Linked DNA regions of Homo sapiens: region 1 is linked to region 2. Evidence: chromatin loops called from intact Hi-C (ENCODE). Cell type or tissue: OCI-LY7. All regions are shown on one strand. Each heading gives the region's core, and the rest is flanking DNA. Links, peaks and the distances in the headings are about the cores only. Region 1 has its middle 38 kb from the start of HHEX. Region 2 has its middle 61 kb from the start of EXOC6.

Evidence for each region. Hi-C counts contacts between places; a loop is a spot of excess contacts. Peaks named below come from ENCODE experiments on the same cell type or tissue, not always from the same donor. Only the 100,000 strongest peaks of a DNase experiment are listed, where the experiment ranks them.
Region 1: a loop joins it to region 2, with 7 times the contacts of the local background. A loop is called at or near these places in 4 of 110 quality-filtered maps.

What each region holds. Positions count from the first base shown.
Region 1 is chr10:92,720,415-92,736,029 of GRCh38, forward strand. No RefSeq gene overlaps it. Among named protein-coding and RNA genes, the nearest start is that of HHEX, 38 kb to the left of the region's middle. RefSeq lists enhancers at 1-417, 6,848-7,350, 9,466-9,565 and a silencer at 9,776-9,825. In OCI-LY7, for the core only: no CTCF peak of the experiment used is centred there; a DNase peak (open chromatin) is centred at 9,677; H3K4me3 peaks cover 1,109 bases; H3K27ac peaks cover 1,857 bases.
Region 2 is chr10:92,779,281-92,794,895 of GRCh38, forward strand. No RefSeq gene overlaps it. Among named protein-coding and RNA genes, the nearest start is that of EXOC6, 61 kb to the right of the region's middle. In OCI-LY7, for the core only: CTCF peaks have their summits at 8,529 and 10,052 (motif pointing left); DNase peaks (open chromatin) are centred at 8,521 and 9,931; H3K4me3 peaks cover 948 bases; H3K27ac peaks cover 1,097 bases.

The DNA.
Region 1 (15,615 bases), core at 5,098-13,097, 59 kb before region 2:
AAAAACAGGGGCTGAATGCCTCATTTCACATGGTTTTGTTAGGGACAGATAGAAAGCTGATAAACAACCCATTTGTTCTATGACAGTAGCTCCTCGTCACACTACTGAAGTTAAGCTTCAGTGCTCATTTCCTTTACAAATCCTGTTGTGAGTTTAAGTGGCCTGCTGTTGAATATTTGACTGAAGTGTAGCCTTGACAAGAGTGTTTTCCCAGAGGAATACAGACGAAGCTTTTTTGGACAGTGGCCCTAGAGCAGTGGATTCTGAAATGACTCAGTGAACCTGAAAGGGAACAGAGCATCAGGGAGCCCTACTGTGCGCTATTTGAAACTGTCAGAGATGTTATCCCACAACAGCCTGAACAGGTTCATGTAATTGCCCTCTACTTGGCCAGATGAGGAAACCGAGGGCTAGAGATGAAGCTGTGTAGCTAGGAAGTGATGAAACCTGGATTTGACCCCACTCACTATTTCACACTGTCTGGCAGCTGGGAGCTGCCCTTCCTATATCTCTACCAGTGGTGCATTATTTGTCATTCAAGGAGCTTACACATGCCACCTCCTCCAGGAAGTCATTGCTGATTGCTCACTATTAACCATCCTTCTTATGTGTTTTTATTGTACTTTATCTGTTTCCAATGTAGTCCTTAGGACATTCTGCCTTTTGGTACATTAATTTAATACCTATCTGACTCTTTATAAGAGAAAGGGCTATCTCTTACATTGACCTTGTATATACTGCAGGACTTTCACTATCAAAGGCACTCGATAAATGTTCATTGAGGCTGGGCATGGTGGCTCACACTCCTAATCCCAGTACTTACAGTGGCCAAGGTGGAAGGATCACTTGAGGCCAGGAGTTTGAGACCAGCCTGTGAAACATAGCAAGATCTCATCTCTGCAAAAAAAAATTTTTTTTGAGACAGAGTCTCTCTGTGGCCAGGCTGGAGTGCAGTGGTGCAATCTCAGCTCACCGCAACCTCTGCCTCCCAGGTTCAAGTGATTCTCCTGCCTCAGCCTCCCAAGTAGCTGAGACTACAAGCTCGTGCCACCACGCCCGGCTAATTTTTCTATTTTTAGTAGAGACAGGGTTTCACCATGTTGGCCAGGATGGTCTCGATCTCCTGACCTCGTGATCCACCCGCCTCAGCCTCTCAAAGTGCTAGGCTTACAGGCATGAGCCACTGCACCCAGCCAAAACTTTTTTTAAAAAAATTAGCCAGGCGTGGTGGGGGGCACCAGTAGTCTGAGCTACTCAGGAGGCTGAGGTGGGAGGATCGCTTGAGTCCAGGAGGTTGAGGCTGTAGTGAGCTATGATTGCACCACTGCACTCCAGCCTGGGCGACAGAGTGAGACCTGTCTCCAAAAAGAGTTAAAAAACTGTTCATTGAAATGTTTATAAAATAGGTGGTTCTCAATATCTCATATCCTATTTCCAGAATTATGAAGAACAGTACAGTCAAGGGGGCAGGTCTTGCAGTAAGCCTGACGGGGTTTGAATCCTAGCTGTATGACCTTAGGAGAGTTGCAGAGCTTCTCTGAGTTTCAGATTCCTTCCGTTATAAAGCAAGGATAGGAATAGTATCTACTGCAAAAGGTTGTTGCAGAAGTCCAATAAGAGAAGGCACACATAGTGCTTAGAATAGTGCCTGGTACATAGAAAATGCTCACTGAACCTTGGCTATTATTTTCCAGAAATGTTTGGAGATTTTTATAGCATAGGCAAGAAACTTTGTGGCACTGGTTGTTTACCATTTTAAAACGTAAAAAAAAAGGAAATATTTGATTTGATTAATAGCTGAACTGACAACGTGCAAGAACCATTTAATAATGACCAATCATGAAAGGTTATGGAAAAAGAAATGATTTAAGAAGGCCAAGAGCCAGGCCAAGGTATTGGTAAGCCCTGAACTCATCACATGTCTGGAGTCGACAGTTCAATCAGTTCTAGTTTTGAATATGGGCAGGAGCTTTTTGTAAAAAAAAAGTTTTGGGGCAATATGCATATGGCTTTCTTTTCTTTCTTTCTCTTTTCCTGCCCCCTGGGCAATATGTGTACTGCTTTCTGAGAATGAGTTTCCAAATAATTGTGTACCTACTGATGCAGGTGTCATAATTTCCAAACCCATCCAATCAATATGTACCAGACAGAGATCTGCTCACAGTTCAGAGAGCTAATTTGGTAACTCCAGTGGGCCATTCTGTTCCTTGTTCTGGATAACCAACTAACTAACCTACTGCCTATTGAACACTATTTGACTTGGGTAAGCCCCTCAACATCCCTTTGAGCTTGAATCTTCTTACAGATAAATATGGATCAAAATATGGATACCTCTCCTTCCTTTCCCTCTTTGGACCTCAGTTTCTCATCTGTAAAATGACCAGGTGGCCTCTTAGTCCCTCCTCTGGCTAACCTTCCATGGTTCTGCCTCCCGGGGATGCTGTAAAGTCAGTTCAATGATACTGACTAAACTGCTGTGAACTTCCTGACCCAGGGCCCAGCTGGACACCAACTGACTAGGAGAGTTGATGGCTACACAGGGAAGAACTGCCTCTCCTCAGCTGCCGGACAGGGAAAGGAGGGGTGGGGCAGCTGCTGATGGCTATGTCTTCCCCTGTGTCCTGGTCACCTGGCCTCTGCTTGCATGCAACAACTCTATTTTTGAACAGGAGGTGGGTGGCAGGAGGGCCCAGAGGTCTGAATTTTCTTAAACAGCCAGGCATCCTTGGGCTGACACGGTGTCCTAGCTCTCATCAAAGGACATGATGAATATATATAAAGCGAAGCTACATGAGCAGCCCACTGTGAAGGGAGGAGAAGGGCAGGAGGTCTTGAAGCCTAGATTCTTTGGCTCCAGGTGGCTGGAAAAGTCAATAGCTCTAGACAGTTTCCCAAGCCGGCTGCGCACCAGCAGCACTTGGAAAGGTAGTTTGAAGTACAGATTTGTGGGCTGTAGCTTAGAACACTCTGATTCAGTAGGTGAATGGCCTGAGCATCTTATTTTTAGCAAACTCCCCAGGTGGTTCTCGTGCACAGCGAGGCTTGGGAATCCCTTTGGTTTAGGTCATGGGGAGATAGAAGTGATAAGAGAAGAATGGCTGGTGAAGCACATCAGCTCCACCCATGCTCCAGTGGGGTCAGTAGTATGTGGCATCCCAGCTCATTCCAGCTGTGCCATGGTTGTGTCTTAAAATCTCAAAGCCTCGATGCTTATTTCTAAAATGGGAATCATACTGACAACCCCATAGTATCAATGTGAGGGTGAAATGGATGATGCCCATAAGGCACTTAGCAGGGGGCCTGGCACAGAGTGAGCATTGAATAAATGTCAGTTATTGTCATTATTGTTGTTGTTAACATTATTATGGAGGGCCAGGTGCGGTGGTTCCCACTTGTAATCGCAGCACTTTGGGAGGTTGAGGTGCAAGAATTGCTTGAGGCCAGGAGTTCGAGACCAGCCTGGGCAACATAACAAGATCCTTTTTCTACACACACACACACACACACACACACACACACACACACACACACACACACCTACCTGAAAAAATTAGCCAGGTGTGGTGGTGCATGCCTTTAGTCCTAGCTACTCAGGGGGCTGAGGAGAGAGAATCACTTGAACTCAGGAGTTGGAGGTTGCAGTGAGCTATGATTGTGCCACTGCACTCCAGCCTGGGCAACAGGGTGAGACCTCATCTCTTAAAAAAAAAATTAAAAAGAAAAGATTTTTAAATTCTTAAGAAAAACCCAAACAAAAACCATTATTAACTAATGAAGCACTTGGCCATTCCTGGCTGTTGTTCTCTTCCTTATTGTAGGGTGGGTGTCTTAGTTTGGGCTGCTAGAACAAATATAACAGACTGGGTACTTAAACAACAAGCATTTCTTTCACACAGTTTTGGAGACTGGAAGTCCAAGGTCAAGGTACCGACAGATCCAGTGTCTGGAGCGGGCCCACTTTCTGGTTCATAGATGGCTGTCTTCTCACTGAGTGCTCACATGGCAGAGAGCAGAGAGACACAAGAAGCAACCTCTCATGTCTCTTCTTAGAAAAGCATGAATCCCATTTCTGAGGGCTCTACTCTCATGATCTAATCACCTCCCAAAGCCCCTGCCTCCTAATTCCGTCACACTGGGGGTAAAGATTTCAGCATATGAATTCTGTTCAGTCCGTAACAGTGGGATAGCCCTGGACAACATCTAAGGTCTTGTTTGCTAGATGATTTGCTCCAGAGCCCCCAAGGAACTGCACTTGTAACACATTTTACAAAGATGACTCATGAAAGTAGGGCTAAAAAATGTTAATATTATTCAATCTGGGTGATGAGTATTTAACTGGCTATTAAGATATTCCTTCAATTTCCTTGATATTTGAAATATTTCATAACAACAACAGCAACAATAAACTAAGCTAATATTCATAAATGCCAGCTGATTGGTTCATGTTAATCCCAGCTGGTGTGACCTTGATCAAAATGGGTAAGCAGGCAAAATGGCCTTCAGGACCCTCCAGCTGTGTGACTATACTCCCCTCTTTGAGACCCCTGTCAGTCCCTCCCAAGTTCTTCAGCCACCCAAGACCTCCCTTCCTCAAGGACCTGTTCTTCCAGAGCTCCTGATCTCATCTTGGAGCTAGTTTGATTGGAGGTATTAACAGTTGATGGTGGCTTAATTTCGATTTCTGCTTTTTCTCATAAACCAAGTGGCATACACGTCAGACCCCTGCCTGTGAGTGATGAGGACATTTTGATGGAGGGTGAAAGTTGTACACTACCCTCGCAAACTACTAGGTGTAAAGCTGCTCCCTTTTTGCATGGAAAGGTCAACTCCATTTCAACATTATAATGTTCAGTTTCTGTTCAGAGCAATTCAGAATGGTGCCAAAACAACTGCTCAATTCAGGCTTGTGTGTGTGTGTGTGTGTGTGTGTGTGTGTGTGTGTTTAACCTGTCAGTTTGTTGGTTGAAAAAAAAAGTGATGAGTTGCCTTTATGTAAACAAAATAGCCAGTTAATTGACTGGGATTTTCACTTTTTAACCAGTCATCATTGCAAAGACAAAGAGAACTTTTGCTAAGTTGCTTTTCACAATGTCACACAGTCAAACAAGCACACATTCAAGGTGAGATTTTCCTTTAGTTACTATCCTTCTCTGGTGTGAATACCTAACCTGATATCAAATCTTTCTCTTCTTCCTTCACAGTCCTCCAGATGTGCTTTGATTTCCTTAGTGTCTTAGTTTTCTCCTGAGGAGCCACCTCTCTCTCTTGGATACCTGCAGCGCTGCCCAAACTTCAATCATTCCCATATGGCTCTCCTGGTTTTTGCCATATCCATGTACCACCCTTCCTATCATTGAACCAGCTTTCTTTACATAAAATCACTTAGAAAATAAGTTTATTTTTGCCAGGCACGGTGGCTCACGCCTGTAATCCCAGCACTTTGGGAAGCCGAGGCCGTTGGATCACCTGAAGTCAGGAGTTTGAGACCAGACTGACCAACATGGTGAAGCCCCATCTCTATTAAAAATACAAAATTAGCCGGGCATGATGGTACATGCCCGTAATCCCAGCTACTTGGGGGACTGAGGCAGGAGAATCGCTTGAACCCAGGAGGGAGAGGTTGCAGTGAGCCAAGATCGCGCCATTGCACTCCAGCCTGGGTGACAAGAGCGAAATTCCATCTTGAAAAACAAACAAAAAAAAGAAAAGAAATTCATTTTTAAAGAGTACTTAACATTATTACCATAAATGGAAAACCAGTATTACCATACATAGAGGGTAACCATAAAAATTAACATAGTGAAAACAAAAAGCAGTGTTCCTAAATTCTAGCTGGATTCCCTAATAAGAATCTTGATCTAAGACCTGCTTTCTCTTTGTTAATAAAAAAATAAAGGGGGGCCGGTCACAGTGGCTCACGCCTGTAATCCCAGCACTTTGAGAGGCTGAGGTGGGCGAATCACTTGATGTCAGGAGTTCCAGACCAGCCTGGCCAACATGGCAAAACCCCATCTGTACCAAAAATACAAAAATTACCTCAGCGTGGTGGTGCATGTCTGTAGTTTCAGCTACTCGGGAGGCTGAGGCAGGGGAATCACTTGAACCTGGGAGGCAGAGGTTGCGGTGAGCCGAGATCATGCCACTGCACTCCAGCCTGGATGACAGAGTGAAACTCTGTCTCGGGAAAAAAAAAAAAAAAAAAAAAAGGAGTCTCAAGTGTTAAAGTTTAAAAACATATAGCACCAAACTCAGATTTTTCCTCCTTCATTTAATCCAAGCAACCAAAAAAGCTAATAACCTCTTTAAGTAATTGTTATTTAATGCCTACAATGATCCCTTATGCTAAAAGTAGCCACATCCCACTCTTTGGAGCTCTGGATCCTTGCAAATTGTCTTCCAATCAGACTACCTGCTTCTATTCTGGCCTTAATACCTTGAATGCCCAAGCCACCCACTCCCTTGTTAGCTTTGGAGTCTTGCATTCTTTCCCAGCGTCTTCTACAAGTCTCTTCAGGCCTTTGTACCTCACCTCACTTGCCACTCATTCAGGTCCACATAGATGCTAATTTTGTGAGCATTTTTCCTAAACCCTGCCTCAAAGACTTCCAAGGAAGGCTGACAGTGTGTCACTTAGCCTCTCAGAGGCTCCATTTCCTCATCTGCAAATCAACGAAGTCTAATCATTCTGGCCTCACAGACTGTTGCGAGGATTAAATGATCCAATGGAGAGAAAGTGCCTTGCACAATGGCCGTAATACATGCTCAATAAGCGGCAGCACGTTGTTAGCCATGGAGTCATCCAGTCTGACTCCAGTGTCAACTTCTTTCAGTCAGTTCTTGAACTACCTCTTAGCCCTTGCTACACACATTCACTGGCTCTTACAAATGCCAATAAGCTGTTGGTTTACTCAAACTCCTGGTCAGTGATGGTTGATTGTCTGGAATGCCATGTGTGTTTGCTTGGTGTATCTCAGACCTGGAGTAGCTACGGAAGTCAAGGAGTCCTGCAAGGGAGTGTGATTGGATAGCATGTCCTACTGTTCCCACCAGAGAGATTCATGTCTTCGTGGACAGCTTTTGTTATCCTCCCTTAGTGGACGTAAGTAGAGGGACAGTTTTTACAAGGGACTGTGGCCATTTGCTCTCAAGAGGCTTTGGAGTCTCCTCCTGAGTATGAGGCACTAAGTTCCCATGGTAAGATCAGTTTCTTTGTACAAGCCTCTCCAGCCCGTCTTTGCCTTACACACTAGACTCTTGGGACCGGGGCTCATCCTCTTATAAAAGGATGCCAAGCAGAGGGTCATACAGTAAAGGGAGGTAAACATTCTTTTAAACTAGTTTATCAATTCAACACAGCACAGTGGTGTTGGGTTACCAGGGTCAACAGCCAGCAGTCACATTCCTCAGCTGTTCGATTGGGGCAATGCATTAACAAACAGCCAGGGAAACTCTTTTTGATTAATTATGTTGATAAGTTTTTTTTGTAGTGTGCTACAAGCTCTTTTAATTTAATCTGCTTGGACAGCAGCCCATTCAGGTGAAATGTCTTGACTTATCTAAAGAAGCACTGATGAGAAGGCTACTGGGCCTGGGATTTTACTGTACTATCATGTAATCATTAACACATGTGGCTACTGTTTTCCTGCATTTTGATTTTCTTCTTGAAAGGAAGGACATGTCTGTGGGGTGGGGGTATTAGGGAAGTAAGGATGAGACCCAGCAGCAGTGACAGGAAAAGAGGATGCTATTACTAGCTGAGCCTGAAAACACTATCTTTATTGCCAGGAGTAAAAGTATTTGAAAGCACTAATAATGGCTTCAGTGAATACTCATCTTTTAAAAAAGAGCAAAGGATGGCGAGGACATAGTTCTCTCAAAGAGTGGAAGTCTTCTAGATTAGGGTTGTCCAATCTTTTCACTTCCCTGGGCCATGATGGAAGAAAAATTGTCTTGGGCCACACATAAAATACACTCACAGTAATGATAGGTGATGAGCTAAAAAAAAAAATTGCAAAAAAACCTCATAATGTTATAAGAAAGTTTATGAATTTGCATTGGGCTGCATTTAAAGCCATCCTGGGCCACGTGTGGCACATGGGCCGCGAGTTGGACAAGCTTGTTCTAGATCAAGGTTTCTCAACCTTGGAAATACTGGCACTTTGGGCTGGATAAGGCTCTGTTGTGGGGTGCCTGTCCTGTGCACTGTAGGATGTGTAGCCTTTTCCCAGTAGGTGCCAGCAGCACCCCTCACCCCCACAATTGTGATAACCAAAAAGATCTGTAGACATTGCCAAATGTCTCCTGGGGCACAAAATTGCCCCCAGTTGAGAACCACTGTCCTGGATGTACAGATTCAAATCTTAAGTAGCCTATTATGACTCTCTGCTGATCTCTTTTCCATCACCTCATTTAAGACACAATTCAACACATAGCTCTTCCAGGGGGCCCATCCTCACTGACTTCTTTGTCATCTGTCCTCCCTACATTAAGACCTTGGGTCTATACTATCTTCTCCTTCCTTCTCTTCTTCCTCTTCTCCCTTCTTGTTTTTTCATCCACAGAACTCTGTTCTGAGCAACTGTTCAATATCAACTTGTGAATTAACCAGGGAATTATTTCTCCTTTATGTTTGTGACAGACATCTATCTCAGAGGCAACCCAGACAAAATTTCCCAAATTATCCAAAAATAAAATGAATATTCTCTGATTAAAAACAGATGTCTAGGCCGGGCACAGTGGCTCATGCCTGTAATCCCAACACCTTGGGAGGCTGAGGGGCTGGATCACCTGAGGTCAAGAGTTCGAGACTAGTCTGGCCAACATGGTGAAACCCCGTCTCCACTAATAATACAAAAATTAGCTGGGTGTGGTGGTGGGTGCCTATAGTCCCAGCTACTCAGGAGGCTAAGACAGGAGAATTGCTTGAACCCGGGAGGCGGAGTTTGCAGTGAGCTGAGATAGAGCCACTGCACTGCAGCCTGGTCAACAGAGCTAGACTCAGTCTCAAAAACAAACAAACAAACAAACAACAGAAAAAAAAAAACACAGACATTTAGGCCAGGCACAGTGGCTTGTGCCTATAATCCCAACACATTGGGAGGCCAAGGAGGGAGGATTGCTTGAAACACAGAGTTCAAGACCAGCCTGGGCAATGTAGTGAGACCCTGTCTCTATGAAAAATAAGAGAGAGAGAGGGAGAGAGAAAGTAAAAAATACATGTCTAAATGGGGGCAGTTTAAATTTGAGGTGAGAAGTGGCAGGAAGAAGTGGCAGAATTACAGAAATTAAAAATAGCTCACACTCTGCAAGCACTTAATCCACTATATGCCACATGCATTATCTCATTTAATTCACACATTATCCCCATTTTGTAGAGGAGGAAATAGAGTTTTAGTGAAGTGAAGTAATTTGTGCAAGTTCCCAGAGTCGAACTGGCAGTGTGAGGATTTGAACCTGGGCAGCTTGATCCTGGGGTGGGTCCTCAGCCCCTGTTCACACAGTTAAAGTCCTAAAGGGGTGGAAGGTCACCAAATAAGGCTGAGGACCAAGGGCAGGATGACTTTTCAGGAGCTGTAAGAACAACTTGTCTGAATTCTAGAGGCCCCAGCTTTCAGTGTCTGGACCTATGCAAATCTGCAAGTGAATGTGGTCCTATTTCTTTGTTTCCATCTGTCTTAGTGAAACTGGCCCTGCTTAGCGGTGTGGAGTATTGCTTTCCCAGTTTAGAAAGTTAATTTATAAAGACAGCTGAAGTGAAGAATATGGTTCAAGAGGGTGCCTCAGCTAGCAGGTGCTGGGGGAGTGGGGTGGGGGTGGGGAATATAGGGCTGGAGAATCACGAAATAAATTAAATCTTTGACATTTGATGACTGTGGGAGAAAAACATGTGTGGACATAGATCCAAAGCCTTGGCAGTACCTATCCCTTACCTGTCCTAAGCCCCGTTTTTTGCTCATTTTGTATTTCTCATACGAAAGCACAAAGTTGTAGTTTCCAATTTCTTGGTGGCAAAATTGTGGCAAACATTGAAAAATATTTGAAAAAGATTTCCCTTTGCTCTTCTCCTTCTCCTTCTCCCTCTCCCTCTTCCTCTCCTTCTCCCTCCCCCTCCCTTCCTCCTCCTCCTCCTCCTCCTCCTCCTCCTCCTCCTCCTCCTCCTCCTCCTCCTCCTCCTTCTTCTTCTTCTTCTTCTTCTTCTTCTTCTTCTTCTTCTTCTTCTTCTTCTTCTTCTTCTTCTTCTTCTTTCTTCTTCTTCTTCTTCTGTGTTTGTTTTTTTGAGATGGAGTCTCACTCTGTTGCCAGGCTGGAGTGCAGTGGCTCGGCTCACTGCTGCAACCTCCGCCTCTGGGTTCAAGAGATTCTCCTGCCTCAGCCTCCCAAGTAGCACAGCCATCATGTCTGGCTAATTTTTGTATTCTTAGTAGAGACGGAGTTTTGCCATGTTGGCCAGGCTGGTCTTGAACTCCTCTCCTCAAGTGATTCACCTGCCTCAGCCTCCCAAAGTGCTGGGATTACAGGCGTGAGCCACCATGCCTGGCCTCTAGCCTCCTCTTGAGCCACCTTTTCTTCATACTGTGTTGCAGCCATACTGGCCTTTCCACTATTCCTGCCTCAGGACCTTTGCACATGATGGTTGCTTTACATGGGTGCTGACTCCTTTGCCCAGGTAAGCTCCTCAGGTCTTTGTTTACATATCACTTCCTCAGAGGGCCTTCCTGACTTCCTTCTCTAAACTGATTTCTTTCTTCACTATTCTCTCAGCACTTCTTTTTTTGGGGGAGGCAGGGAACACAGTCTCACTTTGTTGCCCAGGCTGGAGTGCAATGGTGTGACCTTGGCTCGCTGAAACCTCCAACTCCTGGGTTCAAGGGATTCTTTGCCTCAGCCTCCCAAGTAGCACACGCCATCATGCCTAGCTAATTTTTGTATTCTTGTAGAGACGGGGTTTCACCATGTTGGCCAGGCTGGTCTCAAACTCCCGTCCTCAAGTGACCTACCTGCCTTAGCCTCCCAAAGTGCTGGGATTACAGGCGTGAGCCATGATGCCTGGCCTTCTCAGCACTTCTTTTGGAGAATTTTCCATAACTTAATGTTTGTCTCCCAACTACACTATAAGTTCCCTGAGAACAGGGACTTAGCATTCCATATGGCAATGGCACACAATGGCCTGGCACACAGTGTTTTATAAATATTTGTTGAGGGAATACATGAAGTCTAGACTGAATATTTGGTTGATTTGGAAGCAGTTGTGTGTTTCCTGCCTTTTAACTTTAAAAATGTGTGAAAATTTTCAAATGTACATAAAATTAGAATAATACAACGAGCTTTTATATACACATCACCTAGATTCACCAATTGTCAAGATTTTGCCACATTTACATGATTTTTTCCCTTTTTTAACTTAAAATTTTCCCTAGCCTTCTAAAGGCACAGAAACATTAGCTACCATTCATTGTGTTTACTATGTGCCAGTAAATGTGCTACATGTTTCTTTCTTTCTTTTTCTTTCTTTCTTTCTCTTTCTTTCTTTCTTTCTCTCTCTCTCTCTCTCTCTCTTTCTTTCTTTCCTTCTTTCTTTCTTGAGACAGAGTTTCGCTCTGTCACCCAGGCTGGTGTGCAGTGGCGAGATCTCGGCTCACTGCAACCTCTGCCTGCCAGGTTCAAGTGATTCTCCTGCCTCAGCCTCCTGGGTAGCTGGAATTACAGGTGCCTGCCACCATGCCTGGCTAATTTTTTTGTATTTTTAGTAGAGACGGGGTTTCGCCATGTTGGCCAGGCTGGTCTCGAACTCCTGACCTCTCGGCCTACCAAAGTGCTGGGATTACTAGGCATGAGCCACCACTCCTGGCCTAAATGTTTCTTACACATGTTGTTATTTAATCTTCTCAACAACTCTGCTGTGGGTATTATAACCCTATTTTAGAAAGGTGGACGCTGATACAGTGTAAGTCACTTTATGCAGTGTTCCCACTTTAGTAGGTGGAAATCTGGGACTCCAAAGTTCATGTTCTGAACTATCAAACATTGCTCTTTATAGATTTAATCAAACACATTTCTCTCCCACCTGCCCTTTCTTCTTCATACCTACAGACTTCTAAATGTTTGAAACATTTTTATTGTGCCTAACCTGTAGGGCAAGTGCTCTAGTGCCTGTGAAAAAAGAACAGCAATTGGCTTTATTATTCTCCTAATAAAAAATCAATTTGGCAATAAACATTTATTGAACCCTTTTTTATTTATCAAGCACCATGTTAAGAGCTGGGGAGACAACAGTGAATGAAATAAATATTGTCTCTACTCTTATGGAGCACAGTAGAGTCAGGTTCTCCAACAGTAATTCAGATAGTTTGTGGTTGGATCCACCCTATATAAACATCCTCTTGGCTTTCCAACTGAGACCATAGGTTTACAATGAGCAAAGTAAGATGGAGCAGCTGACGCTGAGGGTTCAAAATAGTCACCTCCACTATTTAGAGGTTTCTTCTCTGACACTCCCCTCTACTTTTTTCCTTGCCCTCTGTTTCCTGACTACCCTGGAGCAGTACCGCTTTCATCTCTGACTGGACAAAGGAAGGGACAAGATGTGTAATTCAAAATTACTCTGATAGCTACACAGGTCTTCTGTGTACAGTTGTGCAATTTGTGCACTGCACAAAGACATCTGGTTGAAGAGCTGGCTGGAGCTGAAATCCTGCTTGTGCCCCATTTGCCAAGGGGTGGCCCCACCTGGGGCTCTACCAGCCTTGAGGAAGGGCCTCTTTTTCTACCTACCAAGATTCCCATGGTGGACACCAGGAGCCACGGGTCCATGAGCTACAGAGGCATCCCATGAACTTGAGGAAGCCCTCTTGGCCAACCTAGAAAGAGAATGGAAAGGGAGATCATTGAAACAGCTGGGTCAAATTGAAATTTTGGATTATGTGTGAAACTCACCATTTGTACTCTCCATGTCGCCCATGGACTCAGTGGATGGAATTCAAAGTGCCTTCAGGTTTGATGGCAGTAAGAATGCCAGTTCAACACAGGAAAAAGGCATGGTGGTTAAAAGCATACACTTTATAGGGTACATAATGTGACTTGAGAGACTTCTTGCCAGCAAGCAATAGAAGAGAATGGAAGAATTGGTAACAATTTTCAGGTGGTTTATTTCCTAGACTTAATTCCTAGAGCTAAGCAGATCACCTCATCATAATGACGAAGAGAATACTAACACCTGCACAGCCCTCTCCAGCATAAACCAAGAGGTTTTTCACAGGGAGTACATTCATTGTTTTTCTGATTGTGTATAGCAATATTAATAGCTTTCATTTAGTAAGCACAGATACGTGCAGGACATTGTACTGAGAATTTCACCTACATTGCTTTATTGAATTCTCTTTATATCCCCATAAAGGAGGTATGATTATGTTTTATGCATGGGGACACTGACATTTGAGTTACTCAAGGTCATATAATAAAGAAGTGGTACAGCAGGGCTTGAACCCTTGCCTTTTGACTTCAAAACCCACACCTGGCCATGCGCAGTGGCTCACATCTGTAACCTAGCACTTTGGGAGGCCAAGGTGGGTGGATCACTTGAGGTCAAGAGTTCGAGACCAGCCTGGCCAACATGGTGAAACCCCATCTGTACTAAAAATACAAAAATTAGCTGGGCATGGTGGCAGGCACCTGTAATCCCAGCTACTCGGGAGGCTGAGGCAGGAGAATCGCTTGAACCCAGGAGGCCAAGGTTCAGTGAGCCAAGATTGCACTGCTGCACTCCAGTCTGGGTGTCAGAGCAAGACTGTGTCTCAAAAAAAAAAGAAAAAAGAAAAAAGAAAAAAAGAACAAAACCCACACCTGGAACCACCACGCATGCCTGTTTTGGGGGAACAGTCTGTTCTGTTAGGTCTCTATCCTGGCCTGGGGGACCTACCACACACATCTCAGACTTCTGTTCAAACATATCCAACTTCCTCCAAGTTGGGACCTTTTTTAGCTTTCTTTTCTTGAATACCCACTGCCTTCATGCATAACTGATGAATAGGAATCCTTCTTGGGCAGTGCAGCTAACTGGCCACTTTTTCTCAGTATTATCACAATTCACACTCATGTCACAAGCCACACCCCAGCCAAGGTCTTTAACCTCTGCCAACCTCATGGCTCAGTAGAAGCACTGCTATAAGTATATTAAAAAACTTTGTAAGGGTTTTTCTGCCAACCTCAATAGCTCAGCAGAAAACTGACATAAGAAAATATTTTAAAAACCTTATAAGGATTTTTCTCTTTGACAATCTCCCCACAGCTGTCCATAGGAGAGGACAGTAATCGAAAAGACGTGTCTTTTTGATTAATGGGATTTGGGGGGATCAAAGAGACTTCAGTTTAACAGGATGAAAAATGTCTTTCGTGGGAAGTTGGGGCAGGAGGTGTTGGCACTGAGAGATGGTTTTTATGGTCCTAAGATCACAGGTATGATCAGGTGTTGACGATAATTATTTTTTGTTTTGGGTTCAAGTGAGAGAATTGGTACGCAATTCTTGGCTAGCATGGTATTTTCTTTCACCTTTTAAATTGAAGAGTTTATAGTTTTTGTAAGACAAAGTTACCAACCTCATGATAATAATAACTCACATTTGTTTTGTACTTACCTTATAATGCTTTAAGTAGTTTATAAACATTCTTTTATTTAATCCTCACAACCACTTTGTGAAGGAGGCATATTCATTATTGGCATTTTACAGATGACAAGATGGAGTCTCACAAAGGGTATGAAGTTGTGACTGTGTAAGCTGAACAAGTGTAGAGAGCTAATGTACAATATGAAAACTACAGTTAATAATACCGTATTCTATACTGGTGTTTGCCAAAAGAGAAGATTTTAGGTACTTTTTTTTTTTTTTTTTTTTTTTTTTTAGACAGGGTCTTCCTCTGTCACTCAGGCTGGAGTGCAGTGGTGAAATCTCAGCTCACCGCAGCCAAGACTTCCTGGGCTTAAATGAGCCTCCCACCTCGACCTCCTAAAGTGCTGGGTTTACAGACATGAGCCACCATGCCTGGCAGATTTTGGGTACTCTTAATACACACACAAACACACACACACACACACACACACACAGAGAAAGAGAGAGAGAGAGAGAGAGAGAGAGAGATCTGGGTGCAGTGGTACACGCCTGTAGTCCCAGCTTCCCAGCTACTTGGGAGGCTGAGGTGGGAGAATTGCTTGAGCCCAGGAGTTCAAGGTACCACTGCACTCCAGCCTGGGTGACAGAGTGAGACCCTGTCTTAAAAATAATAATAATAATAAAATAAAATAAAGAAAAGTAAAAAATGTAGCTGTGAGGTGATGGGCATGTTAATTTGCTTGACTATGGTAATCACCTTGGCATGTATATGTACCTCAAGATAAGTGTAGCAAAACGTGTTACACATCTTAAATATGTACAATTTAAAAACAAGACAGAGGCTCAGGAAGGAGAAATAACTCGCTCAAGGTCACATAGCTAGTAAGTGGCAGAGCCTGAGTTCAAAACTGAGCAGCTGCCTCCAGGTTGGGCTTGTCACCACTATTTCATGTACCCTCTAAATTCTTGTGGGGAAATCAGGGTGCTTATTCAATCCATGCTGCATATAGAG
Region 2 (15,615 bases), core at 5,109-13,108:
TCATGTTGAAACTTAACCCTTATTGTGGTGGTATTAAGAGGTGGGGTCTTTTTGGGAGGTGATTACATCGTGAGGCCTTGGCCCTTATGAATGGATTAGTGCCTTATTAAAGAGCCGGAGGAAACTAGCTTAGGCACCTTTTTACCTTTCCATCTCTTCTCCTTTTCCTCCGTGTGAAGACGCAGCATTCAAGGTGCCATCCTGGAAGCAGAGACCCAGCCCCCGCCAGACACTGAACTTGCCTGTACCTTCATTTTAAACTTCCCAGACTCCAGAATTGTGAGGAAATACATTTCTGTTTTTTTAATAAATTACCCAGTCTCAAATATTTTGTTATAAAAGCACAAATGGACTGAGATGAAGACCTAAATCAAGTGAGATATGCCATACTCATAAATGGGAAGACTCATTATGAAAATAACGTCATGTTTTTCTAATTTAATCTATAAATTTAATGCAATTAAAATAAAAATTCCTGTACAGTTTTTCATAGATCTTGAGGAGCTCAGAAATTCATATGAAAGAGCAAATATCCAAGATTCATCAAGACAATATTGAAAAATAACATAGTGGTACTCATCCTATTAGACATGAAAACTTGTTATAAAGCTACAGTAGTTAAACAATATCATTTTTACCTTGAGAGAGACAAATAGACAGATGGAACGGAATTGAGAACCCAGAAATAAAGCCAAATATCTAAAGATATCTATCCTGTAATAATAGCACTTTGGGAGGCTGAGGTAGAAGAATCATTTGGGGCCAGGAGTTTAGACCAGCCTGGGCAACATAGTGAGTCCTTGCCTCTACAAAAAAAATTTTTAATTAGCTGGGCATAGGGGTGCATGCCTGTAGTCCCAGATACTGGCCAGGTGTGGTGACCCACAGCTGTAATCCCAGCACTTTGGGAAGCTGAGGTGGGAGGCCGTTTGAGCCCAGGAGTTTAAGGCTGCAGTCAGCCATGATTGTGCCACTGCATTACAGCCCAGGCAACAGAGCTAGACTCTGTCTCCCAGAAAAAAAGAGGTAAAAGAAACCTGATATATGATAGAGGAGACATTATAATCAGTAAGGAAAAAGAAAGAACCAGTCAATAAATGATGACCCAATTGTTTATCCATACAGAATACAGAAAAACCATTTTTGACTCCTACCACATAACCACAAACAATAAGTTCCATGTGGATTAAAGATATCTAAATGTGAAACTCAAAAAAATCAACCATAAAGGAAAACAATGGACAAATACGATTATTTTAAAATATAAAACTTTTGCATGCCCAAAGATACCAAAACAAAGTAAAAAAAATCACACTGGAAGAAGATATTTGCAATGCAATAAATAATAAATTAATGACACCTAGAATACTTAAAGAACTTCTAAAATAAGAGGCTGGGCATAGTGGCTTATGCTTATAATCCCAGCACTATGGGAGGCTGAGGAATGAGGATTGCTTGAGCCCAGGAATTTCAAGACCATCCCTAGCCTAGGCAACACTGTGAGACCTCATTTCTACAAAAAATTGAAAAAGTAGCTTGGTGTGGTGGTATGCACCTGTAGTCCCAGCTACTTTGGAGGCTGAGGCAGGAGAATTGCTAGAGCCCAGAAGTTTGAGACTGCAATGAGCTATGATCATGCCACTGTACTCCAGCCTAGGTGACAGAACAAGATTCTGTCTCAAAAAAAGATAGGAAAAAGACAAAAACCCAGTAGAAAATAGGCAAATATATAAGCAGAAGGAGAAATACAAATAGCTATTAAACATATAAGAAGAGGCTGGGTGCGGTGGCTCATGCCTATAACCCCAGCACTTTGGGATGCTGAGGTGGGAGGATCACCTGAGGTTGGGAGTTTGAGACCAGCCTGGCCAACATGGTGAAACCCCGTCTCTACTAAAAATACAAAAATCAGCCAGGCCTGGTGGCACATGGTGGTGCATCCCAGCTACTTGGGAGGCTGAGGCAGGATAATCGCTTGAACCTGGGAGGGGGAGATTGCAGTGAGCTGAGATTGCACCACTGCCCTCCAGCCTTGGCAACAGGGCGAGACTCCATCTCAAAAAAAAAAAAAAAAAAAAAAAAAAAAAAAAAAATCTTTGCACTCATTCTCCAAGCCTAGGTATGGTCCAATTCTTCCAGTACACCAAGGCAAGAAACCCCGGGGTACAGAAAGCCCTCTGTCCTTGCAACAAGGTAGAGGGTCTAATTAAGCTAACACAAGCCGCCCATAGATGGCAAACTAAGAGTACCCTGTAACACACATCCACTGGGGCTTAAGGAGCTGTAAACATTCGCCGCTAGACACTGCCATGGGGTCGGAACCCCACAGCCTGCCCATCTGTATGCTCCCCTAGAGGTTTGAGCAGCAGGGCACTGAAGAAGCGACCCCCACCCCCACCACACACCCAGTTGGGGGACAAGGGAACCTTTCCCGTTTCAGTGATAAGAGAAAATTCCACTGACAAAATGGAAATTGGGCTGTATAGGTAAGAAAGAATATGTCAAAGGAGCCCTGTCTTTTAGGTATAGAATAAAAAAGTCAAGCCAGGAGAAGATGCACCTTTTAAGGAATATCAAAGTGAATAGCATTAACTTTCCAGCTCTAGCAAGTGAAAAGAAGGAACGGCAACACTATCACCAATAAAGAATGCCTTTAAACTCGTAAGATGGTGAGGAGAAAAAGAGACCTTTAAATATTTTTTGCTCATTTAAAAAATTTCCTTCTTTCTGAGAAAATGCCCTGTGACTAGAAAACTAGAATAATCTGAAATGAAAAAGCAGCCAAACAGTACAGACTAGGAAATGGTGGTTTGTAAGTCATCACCTCTTAAGTGCTGGCTTCATGTTCTACTTTTAGAACATAATCAAAGCTAGGTACTCTCTTTCCACAAAAATGCACACTATATCCCCCAAATTTTGCACACAGTTTTAGGGATTCACACACATTTTGATAAACAATCCATGGACACTCTCATCCCCAACATAGGGATCCATGGATGCTAGGTTAAAATCCTTCTTTTAGGGTGGGCGCAGTGGCTCACACTTGTAATCCCAGCACTGGGAGGCTGAGGCCGGCAGATCACTTGAGGTCAGGACTTTGAGACCAGCCTGGGCAACCTGGTGAAACCCTGACTTCACTAAAAATACAAAAATTAACCAGGCGTGGCGGCATGTGCCTGTAATCATAGCTACTCAGGAGGCTGAGGCATGAGAATTGCTTGAATCCAGGAAGCGGAGGTTGCAGTGAGCCGAGATCATACCACTGCACTCCAGCCTGGGTGACACAGCTGGACTTCATCTAATAAATAAATAAATAAATAAATAAAAATAAATAAATAAATAAATAAATCCCTCTTTTAAAGAAATAGATTCAGTAATGTCATCAATAGGCACATCCTGGCTATTGCTGGTGGTATGTATGTATTCTCAAATATTACTACACTGAAACAGTGGAAATGGGATGCCCAGATGACAACAAAAAGTTGGGGCAGGGGAGACAGGGAAATGACAAGTAGAAGGATGGTGAGTTTTGGTGTTAGACAAACACGGGTTTGAATCCCACTCTGTTGTGTGACCTTTATGAAGGTATTTAACTCTTTAAGTCAGCCTCACTTTCCCCATCTGTAAAATATAGACTAACTATAGTGTCAATTTCATGGGATTCTTGTAAGAATTCAACAGGATAATTAATATACACAAGACTATTAAACCCAGTGTCTTGTCATACTTTAAACAGCTTAAAAAATGATAGCTATTTATTATTGACCAGAACGTCACAAATTGGCTATTTTATTTTTGAGACAGTCTTGCTCTGTTTGTTGCCCAGGCTGAAGTGCAGTGGTATGATCTCGATTCACTGTAAGCTCTGCCTCCCAAGCTCAAGTGATTCTTGTGCCTCAGCCTCCTGAGTAGCTGGGACTACAGGCGTATGCCACCACACCTGGCTAATTTTTGTATTTTTAATAGACAGTGTTTTACCATGTTGGCCAGGCTGGTCTCAAACTCCTGGCCTCAAATGATCTGCCCACCTCAGCCTCCTAAAATGCTGGGATTACTTACAGGTGTGAGCCACAATGCCCAGCCAGTTAGTTTAATTTTCTTTCCCAAAATAATTTTAGAACAATGATTTACATAATTAAAAGAGAACTTGTGGCTGGATGTAGTGGCTCATACTTGCAATCCTCATACTTTGGGAGGCTGAGGTGGGAGGATCTCTTGAGGCCAGGAGTTTGAGACCAGCATGGACAACATAGCAAGACCCCCATCTTTACAAATAAAACAAAGAAAATTAGTCTGGCATGGTGTCACACACCTGTAATCCTAGCTACTTGGAAGGCCAAGGCAGGAGGATAGTTTGAGCCCAGGAGTTTAAGGCTGCAGTGAGCTATGACCACACCACTGCACTCCAGCCTGGGTGACAGAGCAAGACCTTGTCTCAAAAGAAGAGAGAGAGAGAGAGAACTTGTTAACTTATTATCCATATAGCTTTGTGGGAAAAGACATCCTTCTATTCTAAAATGAATGTCTGTGTCATGTGCTAGGCAATCACAGCCATATTCCAAGTCTGCTCTTCCTCCCTTGACCTCTGCCACCCTGGTCTTGGTTTTCATCATCTTTCCCTGGGATTCTTCAATAGCCTCTTCACTTGCTTCCCAGTAACTCTCCAACACATGTAGAATAAGGCCCCTCTTAAAAGGCTCTCATATATAATCTGGCCCCCAGATAGGTCTTCCAACCCACCTCCTTCTCTCTTTCTACTCTGGTCATACCCACCTCCACGCTGTTTCCCCGGTACTACACTCCTTTCCTTTCCTGAGCATTGCCTCTTGCTGGTCCCTTTACCTGTGGTTCTCTTACTTCAGAGATCTACATGGCTTGCTCTGTCCTTTCAGTCAGGTCTCTGCTCAAACTTCACTCCCTCAGAGAAGGCTTCTCTGACCAACTCATCTAAGATGGCACCTCATTGCCCCATCCCTCTCTATTCCCTTACCTGTCTTATTTTTCTTCATAGCACCTTCCATATCCCCACTGTTTTGTTTTGTTTTGTTTTGTTTTGAGACAGGGTCTCACTCTGTCATCCAGGCTAGAGTGCAGTGGCACCCTTATGGCTCACTGCAGCCTTTATATCTGGGCTCAAGCAATCCTCCCACCTCAGTCTCCCGAGTAGCTGAGACTACAGGTGCACACCACCATGCCCAACTAATTTTTGTGGGTTTTTTTTTGTGTAGAGACAGGGTTTTGCTATGTTGCCCGGGCTGGTCTTGAACTCCTGGGCTCAAGCGATTCTGCTGCCTTGGCCTCACAAAGTGTTGTTGGGATTACTTATGTGAGCCACTACACCGAGCCTGTATCTTGACATTTTATCACACATTTAGTTATAATTTTTTTTTGAGACAGAGTCTCTCTCTGTCACCCAGGCTAGAGTGCAGTGATGCAATCTCAGCTCACTGCAACCTCCACCTCCCAGGTTCAAGCAATTCTTCTGCCTCAGCCTCCCAAGTAGCTGGGACTACAGTCACGTGCCACCATGCCCAGGTAATTTTTGTATTTTTAGTAGAGACGGGGTTTCACCCTATTTGTCAGGCTGGTCTCGAACTCCTGACTTCAGGTGATCCATTCACCTTGGCTTCCCAAAATGCTGGGATTACAGGTGTGAGTCACCATGCCTGGCCTCTACTTATAATTTTATTGTCCGCCTCTCCCTCCATTGAAAGCAAGGATTTGGTTTTATTTCCTGCCTAGCACAGAGCCTCGCACTTAGGAGATGCTCTGCAAACGTGTGGATGAAGGAAAGAGTGAACGAGGAAGCGAGGGAAGAAGTACAAATCTGGTCTTTGTTTCTGCCTCCTGTGGCTCTTGCTTTAACAAGCTTGGAAATTCCACACCAATATTTCCCCAGCTGGCGGGAAGCTCCGAGGGAGGTGGGATGGCACCTGCTAAGGTGGGGTGCCTGTCAGTGCAACCCCTGCCCGCCGACCTCTCCACAGCCGTGGCAGTGCCCTTCTTTCCTCCTGAATCCTCCCTAATGGACCCTTTAAATAGCACTGGACCCAGGACTGACCTCTCAAAACTCTCCTCGGTTCCTTGATTTAATGAGAATCTTTGCCTTTCCAGCCAAGAACAATGTCACTGGACTTCTGTTTCCTGACCTTTTAGAAAACCCAAGGATGTGGGACAAAAGTCTCACTACAGTTAGCCAGGTCGGTTCTGCTCTGCTGCTGCTCTGCTCTGGATAATCCGTCTTCTTAGCCTGACCAGAGTTTTTCTTAATAAAATTAGTATTGTGCACTCTGATCTCTCGAGGTGTTTGAAAATTGGTTGTATTAATTTTTTCCCTTGTATTTTCGTGGGCACCAAAATTAAGCTTACTGGTCTTCTTCATTTCTCCTTTATAACATAGTCAACATGTAGCTCTTTTTCAACCTTTTGTATGAATTTGAAAGCATTTTGGAAGGGTAGCTGTTATATAATAATCATGACATTTACTTATGTCGGAGGCAGGACGATTACTTGAGCCCAGGAGTTTGAGACCTGCCTGGGCAACACAGGAAGACACTGTCTCTACAAAAAAAATTTAAAAATTAGCTGGGTATGGTGGCATGCACCTGTGGTCCCAGCTGCTCAAGAGCCTAAGGTGGGAGGATCACCTGAGCCTGGGAGATAGTGGTTGCAGGGAGCTGTGACTGCACCATGGCTGCATTTGATTGCAAGTTGTTTTAGCAACATGATTGCATTTAAAGTTATTTAAAAGTTTATAGGCTGACCATGGTGGCTCACACCTGTAATCCCAGCAATTTGGGAGGCCGAAGCGGGTGGGTCACCTGAGGCCAGGAGTTCAAGACTAGCCTGGGCGATGAAGCAAGACTGTCTGAAAAATAAATAAATAAATAAATGAATAAAAGTTTATAACAGTGTTTATAGTTACAATTTATTAAGCACCTACTATGTGCAGCTGTTGTACCAAGAGTATCACATTGATTATCTCACTTAGTCCAATTAACAATCCTATGACATGGGCTATAATAACTAGCACTTATTGTGTGCCAGTTAACCTATTACATATATCACATTATTACACATATTATTTCACTTAATTCTCTCAGTAACTCGATGGCAAAGGTAATGTGATTATCCCCATTTTGCAGATGAAGGATCTGAGGCTCAGAGAGGTGTATTTTTCTGCTAGGGCTGCCGTAAGAAATGATACAAACTGGGTGCCTTTAACAACAGGAATTTATTTTTCTCACAGTTCTGGAGGCTGGAGGTCCAAGATTAAGGCGCCTCCAGGGTTGGCTTCTGATGAGGCCTCTTTTCCTGGCTTGCGGACAGCTGCCTTCTGGCTGTGTCCTCAAATGGCTTTTCATCTGTGCCAGGATGGAGAGAGACAGTTCTCTGATGTTTCTTCTTCTTTTTATAAGGACTTCAATCCTATTGGATTAGGGCCCCACCCCTTCAGCCTCATGTACCTTAATCACCTCCTTAAAGGCCCAATCTCCAAATACAGTCACATTGGGAGTTAAGGCTTCAATCTATGAATTTCAGGGAACACAATTCAGTCTATAACAAGAGGACTTTCTATCTATTGGGAGACTGAAAAACAACAACAACAACAACGACAACAGTAAGAGGGCATATAAAGTATCAGTGCAGTCCTGTCTTCCTGTTAATTCTCCAAAATAATTCCTAATGTCCCCAGTCAGCCTTTGAAAAATGCCTTCTTTCAGTGGCTAAGGCTGAGCCTTGCCATAGCCTACCCATCTCAGCAAACACAGATTATTCTTTCCTAGTGTGTGAAGGCTTCCACTGCTGCTATTAAAACAACTTAAAGCCAGGTACAGAGGCTCAAGCCTGTAATCCCAGCACTTTGGGAGGCTGAGTTGGGAGGATAGCTTGAGCCCAGGAGTTTGAGACCAGCTTGGGGAACACAGGAAGCCTTGTCTCTACAAAAAAATTTAAAATTAGCCAGGCCTGGTGGCGTGCACCTATGGTCCTAGCTACTAGGGAGGCTGAGGTGGGAGGATCGCTTAAGCCCAGGAGTTTGAGACCAGCCTGGGCAACATAGGGAGACCCTGTCTCTGCAAGTAATTTAAAAATTAGCCAGGCGTGGTGGCATGCACTTGTGGTCCTAGCTACTCGGGAGGCTGAGGTGGGAGGATTGCTTGAGTCTGGGAGATAGAGGCTGCAGTGAGCCATGACTGCACCACTGCACTCCAACCTGGGCGACAGAGTGAGGCTGTCTCAAAAACAAACAAACAAACAAAAACTTAAAAAAATGTTTTGTGTGCCTGCGTGTGCAGCAGTTAGAATGACAGCTGAGGTAAAACACGTATTACAAGCTTCTTCCTTGCTGTTGTTCTCTCATCTGCTTCCCCTTCCCGTTGCAGCAAGGAACCTGTCACCTGCACTGCCTGGTTTTGGTAGACAATGCCCAGGTGGCGGCGTCTTCCCTCTGACCTCACCACACCTGTGCCTCCGTGCTGCTGAAGCCCTCTCTGGGATAGGTTGGGACATTTGCTCCTGTCGCTTTCACACGTCTTTTAGTAACTCTTTTCTCTTTTCTTGTTTCAGCACATGAGAAACTTTCTCCTGCTCATCTGCTTTTGTTAACTAAATGCAGGAGCAGGCAGAGCTGTCTTTACTGCAGGAAGCCACACACACCTGCAGACCCGCCTCTGCCATCTGGTCCTTGCTTCTCCAGGTGTGGTCGGCATCCCTGGGAAGCTTGTTTACACAAGCTTCTGGGGTCTCACTTTCGGGGATTTTGATTCATAGGAATAAGGTGGACTTAGAAATCTGTGTTTTAATAAGCACCCCCAACCCTTCCTCAGAGATCTTACTATAAAGCTCAAGAACCATTCATTGGTCCAGGTTCATCTGGTCTAGGAGAGTATGAAAGGGAAGCGTAATGAAAGCACATGTTCACTCATGGCTGCCCTTGACTTCCTTTGGAATTCTCACTCCTTTTGGCCCCAGTTCCATGGGTCTTTGTACAACTGGCTGCTACCACCATGCCTGGCTCTGGGGCTCTTCCATTCCCTTGGCTTGGCTGTGGACAAATACATACTCTCTTTGGCCTGGTGCAGCTGTGGATGCCTGCCAATTGTTTTCTAGTCGTTGCTCTGCTGCTAAGAATTAGTTCACACCAAGTTTTGATCCCACTGATTGAGAAGAAGCCCAATCAGGGCTCCTGATTATGGTGGCTAAGAGCATGGTAGTTACGGTCTTGGCCATGGAAGTTGGAGGGACCTGAGTTTAAATCTCAGCCCCACTCAGTAACATGGCTGTGTGGTTTAAGTCAGACACAGGATCTTTTTGGGCCTCTACTTTCAGATCTGCAAAATAGGATGAAGATATTTTCTGTACCTATGTCAAAGAGTTGATGAGTGGGAAGAATGAAAACATATTCTAAAGGTAAGATTGTGACATGACTGTTGTGCTATAGAGAAAAATATTCAAATTGGTTGCCATGATCCCTTAGAAATTAAAAGACTCCAACATTCTTTTATGTTGAGAGAAATCCCCCAGTATTCTGGAAGTAGTGGGGAGGATGGAGAAATTTTCCTTTATGGGAAACTTAGAAAAAAAAAAGTTGAAATCAATGAAAGCTGACCACCTACCATGAAACTAAGATCAAAGCTGTTCTCTTTCAAATGCAAGAGGAGAAGTTAGCTGGTTGTGTTTGTCTTTCTTCATGTGGGGTGTCTTCTCAGGGCTTGCCACTTGCGGAGTGTGAGCCTAGACAGTGGTCAAGGCAAACCCATATCCTCCCTTGTAAAATGGGAAGGACAATTGCAGGGTCCATCTCAAATTTTATTTGTTAGTTGATAGACACCCATTGTCAGGAAGAAAACTGCTCTCGAAGAGCTGGAGGCCTTCACACCTGCCAGCTGAAGCGTTTGAGGCTGTACCGGCTGCTTCTGAGAAGGCCCTAGTTGTCACACTTGAGCAACTGAGCATCTGGGTGGCTGGAAACCCAAGAACGGTGCCTAGCTCGGCTCTGTCCGGCCTCGAGTCCCCTCATCCCAGACTGAACTGCTGGGGGTGCCCTCTGGAGGTTTATTCGTTTTGGTCTCCTGGTGTTGAAGAATCTGGCTCCTTTTCTTCTTCTTCTGTTTTTTTAAAATTATTTTTATTTCTTATTGATTAAGGCCTCCAGCTTTGCAAAAGAATCTGCCCCCTGCTTTAAAAAACAAAAAAATATTTTTTCTTTTTCTTTTTTTTTGAGGCAGGGTCTCACTCTGGTTACCCAGGCCGGAGTGCAGTGGCCCGATCTTGGCTTACTGCAGCCTTGACTTCCTGGGCTCAAGTGATCCTCCCACCTCAGCCTCTTGAGTAGCTGAGACTACAGTTGTGTGCCACCATGCCCGGCTAATTTTTGCATTTTTGTAGAGACAGGGTTTCACCGTGTTGGCCAGGCTGGTCTTGAACTCCTAACCTCAAGCCATCTGCCCACCCCGGCCTCCCAAAGTGCTGGGATTACAGGCATGAACCACCATGCCCAGCCTGGCCCCTGCTTTTAACAGGATCACTAGCTATGCTCAGCTGGAGTCTACCGCATGCAGTAGGTGCAAACCTGAGCCTATAATTCTGTGCTTTAATTGTGCAACAGGACTTTGAAGCAGGCCTTTCCCAAACTGGTGGTGTGCAGGGGAAATGCCTTGTAGATATTGCTCACAATAGGGAAATCCTCTCCAGTATACTCTGACTGGGGCAGAAATCCTCAGTAAAGGGTTGGGCTTTGAGAGGTATTTCAAAAGAGAGATTAACACTTGTTGTAGAAGTGCTAATCACTGATTGAATTAATCAAGGGCCAAACTACAAGGTGTTCACAAGAAAGATTAGTGACTTCGGGTGTGAATATTCGAAACCAGTATTGGGAAGCCCGGGCCCTGAGGTTTTCCTGAGCACACAACAAAAAAAGGACAAATAGAAGACAGGGTAACGAACGCACCTAGCAATTTCTCCCTAGGCAGTGTTTAGGAATCATTGTTGGAAATATTAACTATCAAGTACATATACAATGTTTAATTTATAATAAGCACTCACACATGTCAGGTTTTGTTATCCCTTTTGTCTACTAAGACCCCTTATTAGAAATTTCAACTGAGAACTAGAGCAAAACATTTTTTTTCTTTAGAGAGAGAGAAAAAGACTGGCTCAATTACTTTTTTAAACATTGAAGAATAGTTTGCCTGCAGGAAAGTTAATAGATCTTAAACAGTGTAAGTTCAACTTCTTTTATAATAAAAGATTGGGAAACAGATTTCAGTGCTACAACATACGGTAAAATGATTTTGTACTTCCTTTCTAGAAAAGGGGATCTGTAATTAGAGAACCAAATAACCAAGGACGTATAACCTGAAAGTGAAATTAGAGCATGTAAGGAAATGGTTGCTTCAAACAAACAGCTATGTCCAAATCACTGAGGCTGTAGGAAATGGTTTTCTAGGAAGTCTGTATTTGCAGGGGACACAGTGGGAGGGAGTGGGGAGGAGGTGGGTACCTGGTGGTGGTTTCTTAGAGAACAAGGAGCTTTGAGAATGAAGTGTTAATTTTATAAGAATATGATGAACAAATCCAAAAGAAGGAAACAAAAAAAAGAACAGAAGGAGATAATATATTAAGTGGAGTTAACTTGGAAAAAGTCATTTAAAAAAATCCAGGTGGGGCCGGGCACAGTGGCTCACGCCTGTAATCCCAGCACCTTGGGAGGCCAAGGCGGGTGGATCACCTGAGGTCGGGAGTTCCAGACCAGCCTGGCCAACATGGTGAAACCCCCTGTCTACTAAAAATACAAAACAAACAAACAAACAAGCAAAAAACCGGTCATGGTGCTATGCGCCTTTAATCCCAGCTACTTGGGAGGCTGAGGCACGAGAGTCGCTTGAACCCAGGAGGTGGAGGTTGCAGTGAGCCAAAGTGGTGCTACTGTACTCCAGCCTGGGCGACAGAGTGAGACTCTGTCTCAAAAAAAAAAAAAAAAAAAATCCACGTGAAACAATTGATAGGTGAATGAGTGCTTTCTTACAACTGAATAGAGGAAGGAGGAGGACACTTACATTTATTAGGCTTTTGTAGGGCCATTGAAGGACAAGGAGGGGTAAAACCATAATATACTTTAGGCTTCCAGCCCAAAGAGGACTTCACATTTAGACAATTGTAGACTAAAGAACTTGAGTAGATGATCCCTTGTAAACATCACTGTAACATACTACAAGGTGGGTAATATTACAGATGGGAAAACAGAAGCTCAGTTTAAAGTCCTGGAAATATCAGTGTACGTTTTGAATGTAAACCAGCCAAAACGGATCCAAAGTTGTGGAAACATGCATCTAACTTTTCTTAGATGGAAAAATTTGTTTACGATACAAATACAGTAATTTATACAATTATTCAGGTAATTAGCAGGTTTAAAATTTTTATCACCTAGACCAGCACTGTCCAATAAATATGTAATGTGTGCCACCTATACATATGTAATTTAAACTCTTCCAGCAGCCACATTTTAAAAAGTAAAATAAACAAGTAAAATTAATTTTAATAGTATATTCTATTTAATATGCCATTTCAACAAATAATAATATCATGTAATAACATGTGATACAAAATTATTAATGAGATAGTTTACTTTTTTCCATGTTAAATCTTTGATTTATGGCATGTATTTTTAGACCTACAGTCTATCTCAATTCAGCCTAGCCACACTTCAAGTGCTCGGTAACCACATGTAGCAATCATACTGGACAACAGAGACACAGATTATGTAAAGTACAAAGGCACTGGTTCTACCCTTGGAGGTTATGACCCCATAAGCCAACAATATGAGAGATCCACCAGAATGTGAGTTAATAAATGGTGAGCGTCTCCCTTTTTGTTTTCCCAGAGAAAAGGCCATAATTTGAGGGGTTTTTGTTGTTGTTCTCAATACAGACAAAGCAAAAGTAACCTTTTACCCCTTTGCCTCTGGTCCTAATTCTCTCTCCAGAAGTAGCCACGGTTAGCAGTGTGGTGTTTCTAGATCTATTTTGTATGATTTTACATATATGTAAAGCATATCTTTGATATGTGTGTTTTATTTCATTTAATTTTTTTTTAATTTTAATTTTTTTTTTTTTGAGACGGAGTTTCACTCTTGTTGCCCAGGCTGGAGGATGCGGTGCAATCTCGGCTCATGGCAACCTCCATCTCCTGGGTTCAAGCAGTTTTCCTGCCTCAGCCTCCAAAATAGTTGGGATTATGGCTAATTTTTGTATTTTTAGTAGAGACAGGGTTTCACCATGTTGGCCAGGCTGGTCTCGAACTCCTGATCTCAGGTGATCTGCCCACCTTGACCTCCCAAAGTGTTGGGATTACAGGCATGAGCCACCATGGCCCGCTGATGTGTGTGTTTAAAAAAAAAAGCTTGGTGAGCTGAGTGTGGTGGCATGTGCCTGTAGTCCCAGCTACTTGAGAGGTTGAGTCAGGGGGATCATTTGAGCCCAGGAGCTCAAGGCTGCAGTGAGCTATGACCTTACCACTGCACTCTAGCTGGGTGACAGAGTGAGACCCTGTTTCAAAAAAAATATTTTTTTGATGACATAGTATAATTTCTTTCAATTCGCTTTTCTCATTTAACAATAGGACTTTGAAAACTCTTCATGTTGGTAGAAATTTCACCCTCATTCTTTTAAACTGTTGCATAGTAGTCTGTAGTTTAACCATTTCCCTGTTGATGGACATGTAAGCTATTTCTAATTTACTGTTGTTATTTTTAGAACAGCAATGGACAAGACAGCCTGTTTTTGATGGTGAAAATAGCAACATTGTTAGAGAGGAGAATGGAAAGTCCGTCAGAGACTGATAAATTAAATACGTTGTTCAGCCAGGTGGGTAGCTCACGCCTGTAATCCCAGCACTTTGGGAGGCAGAGGCGGGAGGATTACTTGAGGTCAGGAGTTCGAGACCAGCCTGGACAACATAGTGAAAGCCCATCGCTAACTAAAAATACAAAAATTAGCCTGGCGTGGTGGCATAAGCCTGTAATCCCAGCTTCTTGGGAGGCTGAGGCAGGAGAATCACTTGAACCTGGGAGGTGGAGGTTGCAGTGAGCTGAGATTGCACCACTGCACTCCAGCCTGGGCAATGCAGTGGGACTCTGCCTCAAAAAAATAAAAATAAAAATAAATAAATAAATACATTGTTCAAATTGTATAGCCTGAGGCCATTGCTGATGCCTCTCTTTGAGCTATACCATTTCCCCCTGAGATGCTCAAAATAAGTCTTTGCAAGTGTTTTTGTTTGTTTGTTTGTTTGTTTTTGTTTTTCCTTTTTTTCTGGTTAGAGGACAGCTTGGCTTTTCAGGGATAAATAGAAAGAATTTTTTTTTTTCAATCCCAGGAATGTGAAAGCCTTCAGCAAGAAGAATAATGTGGTCCCAGTTTGGAAAATTACCTGGGACTCTTCATCCCCTCACCCTATCCTTCAGGTTTCTTCCTGGCTGCTCACTGGTGTCCTGACCCAGTCCTGGCTCCTTGTCTCTTCTCTGCTAGTGCCCTATGCTCCAAAATTCCTCTTTACTTTAATCCTTCCTGGGAGAAACCAATATGATTAAGTTAGTGACAATGATCAATACTTCTCTAACCATCATAAGGAAGGACTGTACTTTGAACACTGTGTGTTAAATTAATGATTCTCTATATCCATCTATCCATGCATTCAACAAATATTTAATGACATCTAACATCTCCCCGGGCTAGGCCCTGGGGATGCAAAGAGGCAGGACAGCCCGTGATGTTATGAGTGGTATCCTAGAGGGTATTACAAATGGAAATAAAGACATTCAGGTACGTGCTGGGAGTGACAGTCATCTTTGGGGTGGTATGAGAGGAGTATATTGTAAAAAGAAACCATTTCAGGATCTACCCAAAGAAATATTTATTTACTTGAGACAGAGTCTTGCTCTGTTGTCCAGGCTGGAGTACAGTGGCGAGATCATGGCTCACTGCAGCCTCAACCTCTGGGCTCAAGCAATCTACTCACTTCAGCCTCCCAAGTAGCTGGTATTACAGGAGCAAGTCACCATGCCCTGCTAATTTAAAATTTTTTTGTAGAACCAGGTTCTCCCTACGTTGTCCAGGCTGGTCTTAAACTGCTGGGCTCAAGAGATCCTCCTGACTTGGCCTCCCAAAGCACTGAGATTACAGTGTGTTAAGTGAGTCTCCTGAAGGCAGCAGATAGTTGGTTGGTGAGTTCTTATCCATTCTGCAGTTATGTATCTTTTAAGTGGAGCATTTAGGCCATTTACATTCAATGATAGTATTGAGATGTGAGGTACCATTCTGTTCATTGTGCTATTTGTTGCTTGTGTACCTTGGTTTTTTTGTTTTTTGTTTTTGATTTTTAAGTTGTATTTTTCTTTTATAGGTTCTGTGTGATTTATGCTTTAAAGAGGTTATGTTTTGATGTGTTTCCAGAATTTGTTTCAAGATTTAGAGCTCCTTTTAGCAGTTCTTATAGTGGTGGCTTGATAATAGTGAATTCTCTCAGCATTTGTTTATCTGAAAAAGACTGTTATCTTTCCTTCATATATGATGCTTAGTTTCACTGGATACAAAAATAACATGGTCATCCTGTAGG